Linked DNA regions of Homo sapiens: region 1 is linked to region 2. The links are chromatin contacts, found by Hi-C or POLR2A ChIA-PET in ENCODE. All regions are on one chromosome and are shown on one strand. Each heading gives the region's core, a stretch centred on a gene start or an enhancer-like site at or near the end of the contact. The rest is flanking DNA. Distances are from core to core; before and after follow the strand shown.

Evidence for each region. A loop is a pair of places that touch in the nucleus more often than their neighbours do. ChIA-PET counts read pairs that join two places held with the same protein, here RNA polymerase II (POLR2A). Pooled maps may share reads with other maps.
Region 1: a loop to region 2 is called in a map of heart right ventricle, with 3 times the contacts of the local background. The contact joins two enhancer-like sites. A Hi-C loop is called at or near these places in 12 of 168 maps with a recorded cell type or tissue (CD8-positive, alpha-beta T cell, PC-3, Right ventricle myocardium inferior and 5 more) and 7 of 50 pooled maps. POLR2A ChIA-PET finds 5 or more read pairs at or near these places in 1 of 52 experiments (BJ).

Annotation. Positions count from the first base shown.
Region 1 is chr14:32,451,853-32,456,686 of GRCh38, reverse strand. All of the region lies in intron 2 of AKAP6 (A-kinase anchoring protein 6), which reads right to left. Among named protein-coding and RNA genes, the nearest start is that of AKAP6, 120 kb to the right of the region's middle. Within about 2 kb of position 2,291, at least 2 of the 41 ENCODE cell types and tissues checked have a DNase peak (open chromatin) inside an H3K27ac peak, as active enhancers do.
Region 2 is chr14:32,412,122-32,416,989 of GRCh38, reverse strand. The region is part of intron 1 of AKAP6 (A-kinase anchoring protein 6); the gene reads right to left. Among named protein-coding and RNA genes, the nearest start is that of AKAP6, 85 kb to the right of the region's middle. Within about 2 kb of position 2,554, at least 2 of the 41 ENCODE cell types and tissues checked have a DNase peak (open chromatin) inside an H3K27ac peak, as active enhancers do.

The sequences.
Region 1 (4,834 bases), core at 1,042-3,541, 40 kb before region 2:
GATAATTTAAGGTACCTATTTTGAGACAGATATTTTGACCCAGCCATTTGACAAACCATTATCGAATGATAACATGTACTTGATTGACTTAGATTACACATCCACAAAAATTTCAATTTGATAGCATAATTCACTTTAAAAGACTTGTCATCAGCTAAATATTTTTGTTATTTGATAATAAAACAAAAAATTTTGCATGTTTACTTCTGAAAACAGTTGTATTTGGTGATTTGTTTAAATAGTATTATAGCTTTGTGCTTGTATTTTGGTTTTTGTAAAAAGATTTTGATCTCTTTGGTTTTTTTGAAGTCAAAATTAAACTATATTTCTGTGGCCTAAAGACAATATTTCTATTTTTTCTTCATTTTGAAAGATTTGACAAATTAAGTAAGATGGCACTAATGACATTGAAAGTAGTATAAGACTGCTCAGCATTAAAATTAAACCATGGTGAATGTTGCTTTTCATATAAGACACCGTGAAAACATTTAGGCCAATTTCCATGGATCCCATCGGTATTAGCACTATTACTGTTTCTGCTTTATAATCAACTATACTCATGTATTTATTAAGTCTAGCCATTTCTAAATTTTTGAAATGCATATATATCTGTCCTTTACTACATATGCTCCTCTACCACCGAAAAAAAACAGAAACAAATAAAATCTTCAGCTCTTAAAAAAATCACCAGGTTAAGATTACAATAAAATCCCTTCTTCTAATCAAAGCAGCCACTCCAGAATGTCCTTCTTTGGTGAATCACCTTTACCCCCAACCCATTTATCTAGGCAGATGCATAGTCAGTAAATTCAGTCATTTGTTTAGGATTTATACTTCAGTACTTCCAAAGTAGGTTGGGGGCAGGTTACAAGTGTTATATAATTTTAAAATAGGACAGAACTGATAAAAACAGATCAGAGTAGATCTAAAGAAAATAAAGAGGACAGAGATTACAAGGTTTACCATATTGTTCCCCTAGCAACAACATCACAAAAGAAAATTTTAAAGTGAACCAATTTTGCTTCAAAAGAGGAGAGGGCAAGCAAATTTATTTTCAAATTAATTTTCAAGGAAGAATCTCAGGATTTTGAGTAAATTATGCTTGATGACAATTTGGCAAATACACTGAGACAGTATTCCAATGGATAATTCTCACATCCAAATCATCACACTATCTAATTGCTGCATGTTCAAGAAAAATAGACAACCCAATTTTTAAATGAATAAAAGAAAGAAAACAATTTAACATAAAGAAGCACTTACATTGGGGAAAATAATCTTACTCATTTCAAATCTAAAATTATATGCCTATTTATATATAGCAAAAGAGAAATCTGAAATTTAAAAAGCAAAACTCTTTAAAGACCTAAATATGTGTATTATCTGCATATTTTCATATCACATACAAATCAAGTTTTTGGCCAGGCATGGTGGCTCACACTTGTAATCCCAGCACTTTGGGAGGCCAAGGTGGAAGGATTGCTTGAGACCAGCCTGGGCAACATAGTGAGGCCCATCTCTAAAAAAAAAAATTGTTTTTTAATTGAAACAAAAATAGCTGGGTGTGGTGGCCCACACCTGTAGTCCCAGCTACTCAGGAGGCTGAGGTGGGAGGATAGCTTGAGCCCAGGAGGTTGAAGCTGCAATGAGCCATGGTCATGCTACCACATTCTGGTCTGGGTGAAAAAGCAAGACCCAGAATGAAAGGAAGAAAGGGAGAAAGGGAGAAACAGAGGAAGAGAGGAAGAGAGAAAGCAGGGAAGGAGAGAAGGAGGGAAGGAGAGAAGGAGGGAAGGAGGGAGGGAAGGAGGGAGGGAGGGAGGGAGGGAGGGAAGGAGGGAGGGAGGGAAGGAGAGAAGGAGGGAAGGAGGGAGGGAGGGAGGGAGGGAGGGAAGGAGGGAGGGAGGGAAGGAGGGAAGGAGGGAGGGAGGGAGGGAAGGAGGGAGGGAGGGAAGGAGGGAAGGAGAGAAGGAGGGAAGGAGGGAGGGAGGGAGGGAGGGAAGGAGGGAAGGAGGGAAGGAGGGAAGGAGAGAGGGAAGGAGGGAGGGAGGGAAGGAAGGAAGGAAGGTCAAGTTTTCACTGTAATTTATCTTCCTGCTGGTCTGCTCCAGCATTAGTCCTTGCCTCATGTGACCTCATTTTCTACTGTTTCATAGTTGAAAACATTAGCAAGTGCAAGACCAACTACTGCTTTGCATGTAAAGCCTTGTGGCACGGGAGTCAGGCATGGCCACATGAGAAGCTGAGCTCTGCCCAGAAACCTTGCGAGCCTTGCTATAGAAGGACAAGCATTCTCATCGGTTGTGTTCTAGCACATGACTCGCTGAAGGGGGTGTTCCCTTTCTAAATATAAAAGCTCTGCTGCTTCATACAAGACCTAGATGCAAAGAAATAAAAGGGCCATCAATCTCAATTTCTCTTAGTTATTTATTGCTAGCTTCTATCAGATATATTTTTTAAAATGCCAGTGAAAAGAGAGATCCTGAGGAAGGTACCTGGGGATAGATTCAGGGAATGGACTTTGAGACATGTTCAGACAGTTCTGAGAGGACTTGGCCATCTGGTTTGTTTTGCAGGCTGACTGAAATCTCCTGCATAACTTGAGGCCATCCGTACTCATGGTTTCTTCATGTAAAGTCATAAAATGAAATGAACTAAAGTTCAGAGATGAGCCAAAGACAGACAGACTCTGAGAGCTTTACCAAATAATTCACTTCTAAGGAATGCTGTCTAACTTGGATGCCATTCATGAGAAAAAGATTTTATTTCTAATTTGGCTTAAAGAGTCAGTTTGAAAAATTCGGCCGGGCGCAGTGGCTCACGCCTGTAATCCCAGCACTTTGGGAGGCCGAGGCGGGCGGATCATGAGGTCAGGAGATCGAGACCACGGTGAAACCCCGTCTCTACTAAAAATACAAAAAAATTAGCCGGGCGCAGTGGCGGGCGCCTGTAGTCCCAGCTACTCGGGAGGCTGAGGCAGGAGAATGGCGTGAACCCGGGAGGCGGAGCTTGCAGTGAGCGGAGATCGCGCCACTGCACTCCCGCCTGGGCGACAGAACGAGACTCCGTCTCAAAAAAAAAAAAAAAAAAAAAAAAAAAAAAAAAAAAAAAGAAAAGAAAAATTCTATTATCTCCACAGGAATTTCAAGTGGCTAATAAGAATTTAGTAGCCTGACTTTCAAATAGCCCAGTAAGCCTATACAGGCATTGATTTTAAGAATACACTTCTAGATAACTAATAGTTATCAAACTAGATTACAACACTGGCTTAATTTTCATCTGAGGGATAGAGAAAAAATCCCGCCACCTCGTGACTATATCATTAGAGCTGTGGGATATAGAGGAAAGGACGCTGGATAGAGGGTCAGAGGGCTGAGGTCTAACCTAGATTCTGCCACATGTCAGCAGTTTGAACATGAGAATTCAACTTCTCGGGGCCTCTGCTTTCTCATCTGTAGAATGAGGAGTGGAGCTGGATGATATGTTACCCAATTCTCAGATTAAAACAAAAATTATCCCACTTCTCTAAATGTCCTTGAATGGAAAATCCTACATTCATATTGGTGTGCTTATGTCTACAATAATAAATTATGTTTCTGAAGCTAGGATTCTCTTTCCCATGAGGAAGTCTTTAAAGCTCATGTTACCACCATTCCTTATTTTGAGTGTTAAACTAAGATCACAGAGGATTCAGGGTCTCTGACTTTCATCCTTCCAACAACGGATGGCTTCATAGTATGAATACTATACGTGACAGTAGCACTTTCATTTTTTAAAAGTATTTACATGTATTATTTAATTTGTATCTCACAGCTACCTAGTAAGGTAAATGGTAGATACTATTATTCCTATTTTGAACAGAAAAATTAAATGAGACTTAGAGAATTTCAGTCACTTGCCCCAGTACATAAGAATATTCACAATCAACCAAGGAATTGTTTATTAATATGGTCTCTGGAGCACAGTTCAACAACATGTACTAAAATGTAAAACATGCATAGCCTTTGACCAAGCAATTCCTTTTCCTTCTTTTTTTTTCTGTAGAAACAGGGTCTCCCTATTTTGCCCAGGCTGGTCACAAACTCCTGGCCTCAAGCAATTCTCCCTCACCAGCCTCCCCAAGTGCTGGAATTACAGGTATAAGCCTCTGTGCCCAGTCTGACTAAGCAATTCCAATTTTAAATATTTTAGACAAGTATACAAAGATGTATTCTCAAAGAAAATAATCACCACACTTTTTATAATAGGGAAAAAACAGAAGCAACCTATATATCCATGAATAGGAGACTAGGAAAATATATTAAAACACAGCCAGGCAGTGGATTAATATGCAGCGTTAAAAATTATAGCATAGGCTGGGCATGGTGGCCCACACCTGTAATCCCAGCACTTTAGGAGGCCAAGGTCGGCAGATTGCTTGAGCTCAGGAGTTTGAGACCAGCCTGGGCAACAAGGCAAAAGCCCATCTCTACAAAACATATAGAAAAATTAGCCAAGCATGGTGACCTGGGTGTGGTGGTGCATGCTTGTAGTCCCAGCTAGGAAGCTGAGGTGGGAGGATTGCTGGAGCCCCAGAGGTGAAGGCTGCAGTGAGCCGTGATTGCACCACTGGACTCCAGCCTGGGCAACAGAGCAATACCATGTCTCAAAAAAAAAAAAAAAAAAAAAAAAAAAATGTAAAGAAAAGAAAAAGAAAAAGAAAAATGATAGCATAGAGTTATAGTTGGTAAAGTAGAAATATGGCCACAACTTACCTTTGATTTGGAGAAAAGGGGTGGAGGAAGTAGGGTTAAGACATCAATCAGCACTATCCAATAGAATTCTATACAATTTG
Region 2 (4,868 bases), core at 1,305-3,804:
ACATGCCTTTAATCCCAGTTACTCGAGATGCTGAGGCATGAGAGTCGGTTGAACCCAGGAGGCGGAAGTTGCAGTGAGCCAAGATCACACCACAGTCCAGAACACCAGCCTGGGTGACAGCAAGACTCTGTCTTAAAACAAAACAGAAAGAAGTAATCAAGAAAAAATACACTTTGTGAGACTGAGGCGGGCAGATCATTTGAGGTCAGGAGTTGGAGTCCAGCCTGGCCAACATGGTGAAACCCCATCTCTACTAAAAATACAAAAATTAGCCAGGCATGGTGGTGGGCACCTGTAATCTCAGCTACTCGAGAGGCTGAGGCAGGAGAATCACTTGAACCCGGGAGGCAGAGGTTGCAGTGAGCCAAGATTGCATCACTGCACTCCAGCCTGGGCGACAGAAAAGAGATTCCATCTCAAAAAAGGAAAAAGAATAAATAGACAAATTGGACTTTATGAAAGTTTTAAAATTTTGTGCATCAAAAGACCATATCAACAAAATAAAAAGACAGCCTGTAGAATGGGAAAGAATATTTGCATATATCTGATAAGGGATGAATATCAAGAATATATCAAAAACTCCCAACACTCAATAACAACAAAAGGCCCAATTCAAAAATGGGCAAATAAACATTTCTTCAAAGAAGATGTACAAATGCCCAATAAGCACATAAAAAGATGCTCAACATCACTTATTAGGGAAGAATGAAAATCAAAACTACAAGGTATTGCCTCATACTGACTGGTATGGGTACTATCAAAAACACACAAACAGAAAATAATTAGTGTTGATAAGAATGTGGAGAAATTGGAACCTTTGTGCATTGTTGGTGGGAATGTAAAATGGTACAGCTACTTTAGAAAACAGTATGGCAGTTCCTCAAACAATTAAAAATACAATTACCATATGGGCTAGCAATTCCCCTTTGGGTATATGCCCAAATTGATTGAAAGCAGGGTCTTAAAGAGATATTTGTACCCCCATCTTCATAAGCAGCATTATTCACAATAGCTAAAAAAATGAAAGCAACCCAAGTATCCATCAACAGATGAATGGCAAAACAGATAAGCAAAATCTGGTATATACATACGACAGAATATTATTCAGCCTTAAAAAGGAAGGAAAATCTGATATAGTCTATAACATGGATGAACCTTGAGGACATTATGCTAAATTAAATAAGATGGTCACAAAAAGATAAATACTATATGATTCCACTGATATGAGGTACTTAGAGTAGTCTAAATCATAGAGACAGACAGTAAAATTGTGGTTTCCAGGGGCTAAGGGAAGAATGAAATGGGGAGTTATTGTTTAATGGTATAGACTTTCAGTTTTATAAGATGAAACAAGCCATGAAGATAAATGGTGGTGATGGCTGCACGATACGATGAATGTAGTTAATACCTTTGAACTGTACACTTCAACATGGCTAAGGTAATAAATTTTATGTTATATGCATTTTACCACAATTTTTTAAAAGTAGAAGAGAAAAGCACTGAGAAATAGAAAAGAAATGTTGTTAGCAATGTAAGTATGGATAGATAAAAGTATCTGTAGATCTAAAACATATAAACTAAGTTAACTTAAAGTCTCAAGTTAATACATGAATTAATTTTAATTAAAAAACAATTCCGGATACAACCTAAAAATAAAAGTAATGAAAGTCTTAAGATAACAAAGATAATTCCCAAATACTGATTGAGTATCTGCTCAGTTAAGGCACTGGTGTAGGCACACATATACAAACCTTAAGACACACGTGTGACTGCTTACAATAGCACTGTAGGATGACATCATCCATTGGCTTAAAGAGAGACTTATGTACCAGTGTAATGCAATATCTCCCAAAGAATTTGTAAATCGTGCTGATTTAGCCCACTCTTCTTGTCTTCTACTTCTTTTCCATCAGTATTGCCAGTTATGTCTCTGTCCATGAAATATTTAAGGAGAAAAATAGCCAAAATCTCTTTCTTAGGTTATAATCAGATCCATTAGCTCTATGCAAAACTAATTGGTGGGTTAAAAATACATAATGTAATTACTTGTGCTTAAAGCGAAACAGGCATCCAAATTTAGTTATTGGAACAAAGGCAAGCTAAATTCAGTGAGTGCATTAGCCTGGTGAGTTATTCAAGGTCATTCAGTGGCTAGGGCAAAGCTAAATAGAGGCTGAATTGCCCAAAAGTTTAGGTTTGATCATTCTCTTTTAAACTTGGCTATAAAGTGAAAGGGCTTCAAATTTTTCCTCAATGCTTTGTGTCATCTTAATAAACACTGCCTACATAAGGACAAAAAAATGTTAATTATATACATATATGTTCAAAATGAAAATACCCATTCGAGTAGAGCTACTTCAAGTCAGCTGTTTCCCATTCAAATGCAAACAAAAAGACCAATTCATTCAGCTGTAAAATTTCATAAGGTGAGCTCCGATGACCAGCGGGAACAGTATATCCTAACACAATTCTGACATAAATATAAATAATATTCAGAGCATCATTTCCTGAAACATGGGTCATGTAATACCGGTTCTGCAAAGTACTTTAAGAAAATGTTTGGAGGTTGATACATCCAGGAAATCCTGCTTACACAGCCCTTAAGAGAGATATGCAGCTCACATTAGTTCCAAGGAGTCTTCAGAAACTTGTCATTTTTCTGTAATTCAGTCTTTTCCAAACATACATTTCTTTATTAACAGAACCAGCACTCCCTGGTATACACTTTGGGGAACACTGCTCTAAAAAACTTCAAGTATTCATTGTATTCAAATACAGTGTGATTCTAGACCTTATGAAATCAAAAGCAAGAGGCCTTTCTTATACTGTCTCTGAAACCTTTGACCTCAGCAGTCCCCACTTCATGGCCAGGCTTACTCGACCTCAAGCTACCAGTATGTAAAGGAGAAAATACTGAAGGTTGTGCTGGTTTCTCATTTTATTTACCATCTAATTTCAACTCAATCTCCCATTCTGTTTTTAATAAGCTTATGTCCCTTTCAACATTCTCTAAGTTTCAGGCTGGGATTCTATTTCTGGCATTCTAGATTCTGGCTAGCCAAATTCCTGACTACCTTCTGACACTGGACTCTTTTGTACTCAGTGTATAGCTTTTACCTTTGATCCTGTACAGAAGCCTGACAATTTAAGTCTGTCTCTGCTTTGGGCTCATCCTCCCTCCTGCCTGTGATAAAATTAATAAAGGCAAACTTCAAACTGTGACAAGGAGGATATGCTCCATAGAGACAGAGACATCCAATGATGTTTCTTGCAACTTGGATTCATCCATCAATCAATGAAGAAATGCTCAAAGAGCTCCTTCTGTCCTCAAGACATTATGCTAAGAGCTATGGAGAATTTAGCAGAAATCACAATGGCAGGGCACTTTATTTTGAGTTAGGTTTTGGGGAGGAATTGGCCCAGGAAGCAAGGGAGAAATTTGTGATTCAGTAACTGTGAGGTTCCTCCTTCTATGGCTGTATATCACAAGGATTTAAGAATGGTTTTTGGCAAGGCACAGTGGCTCGTGCCTATAACCCCAGCGCTTTGGAAGACAAAGGCAGGAGATCACTTGAGCCCAGGAGTTTGAGAGCAGCCTGGGCAACAGAATGAGACCCATTGCTACAAACAATTTTAAAAAATAGCCAGGTGTGGTGGCACATGCTTGTGGTCCCAGCTACTCAGGAGGCTGAGGTGGGAGGATCACTTGGATCTTGAGAGGTCAAGGCTGCAGTGAATCATGATCCCACCACTGAACTCCAGCCTGGGCAACAAAGCAAGACCCCATCTAAAAAAAAAAAAAAAAAAAAAAAAATTTCAATAAATACTTTCTTTTTGTCCCTAAGACCATCCCTGACCTTTCTGATGCTATTCTTACATAACATCTTTTGGTGATAAAGATAACATACTGTTAAAAAGAAAGGCATTTTTAAAACAGTATCTCCACTCTTAAGGACCTCTGGATAGCCTCTAGAGTAGAAATCTAGAAGACACTGTATATAAAATGGCACATGGTGAGATTGATTATCTTGTTTACAGTGAAAATCCCCAATTTCAAGATTGAGAAAAAAGTGCAATGTCTATACCTACTCTCAGCCCACCATACCATCTTTTTTCTTTAACCAAAGGCATTTGTATTTGTTAAGAAATATAGGTCTAGACCAAGGCAGGTTGCTGATAACATCATCCGTGGTGTGTGTTATTGATCTACTATGCATATGGGCACATTGCATATGCTGATTTGTTTTAGGGGAATCATTTCCTGGAGACTTGAAGAGTGTAACTATTAGAAGCTCCTTTGAAGTACACAGCAATGAACTTGTAGCTTCACTTCCTAAGAACTCAACAGAGCCATAACGAAAGTGAACAGTAAATTTCTTTTGGCTATGGCATCTGATAAAATAGAGTCCCTTCATAGAATGCATAATGCCTGCATTATTTTTGTATACATAGCCTTGCCAAAAGATGCTCTTCAAAGTTAATGCTACAAAAGGGGAGAGTAGTAAGTATTGTGTCAATATTATGTACCAAAATTATGACGTATGTCCAATTATCATGGAAACATGTCATGTAATTTATTTCCAAAAGATACAAAAAAGATTATAACTCCTTAAAAGCAAGGATTGTGTGACACAATTTTGCATCCTACATGGTGTCTCACTCAGACTCTTCTGCATAGCAGGCATGTGATATGCTTGTACTGAATATGTAAATGTGTCAAGGAGTGAGTGAGACACTGAATGCATGAATGATTCAATTAGTGAAGAAATAAAAATTCAATAAAGTCTTTATATAAATCAGCTGGTAGACAATTGTATGCTACCTACTAAATAAGAGGGTGTGAAATAGTTAAAGAGAAAAGAAAATCC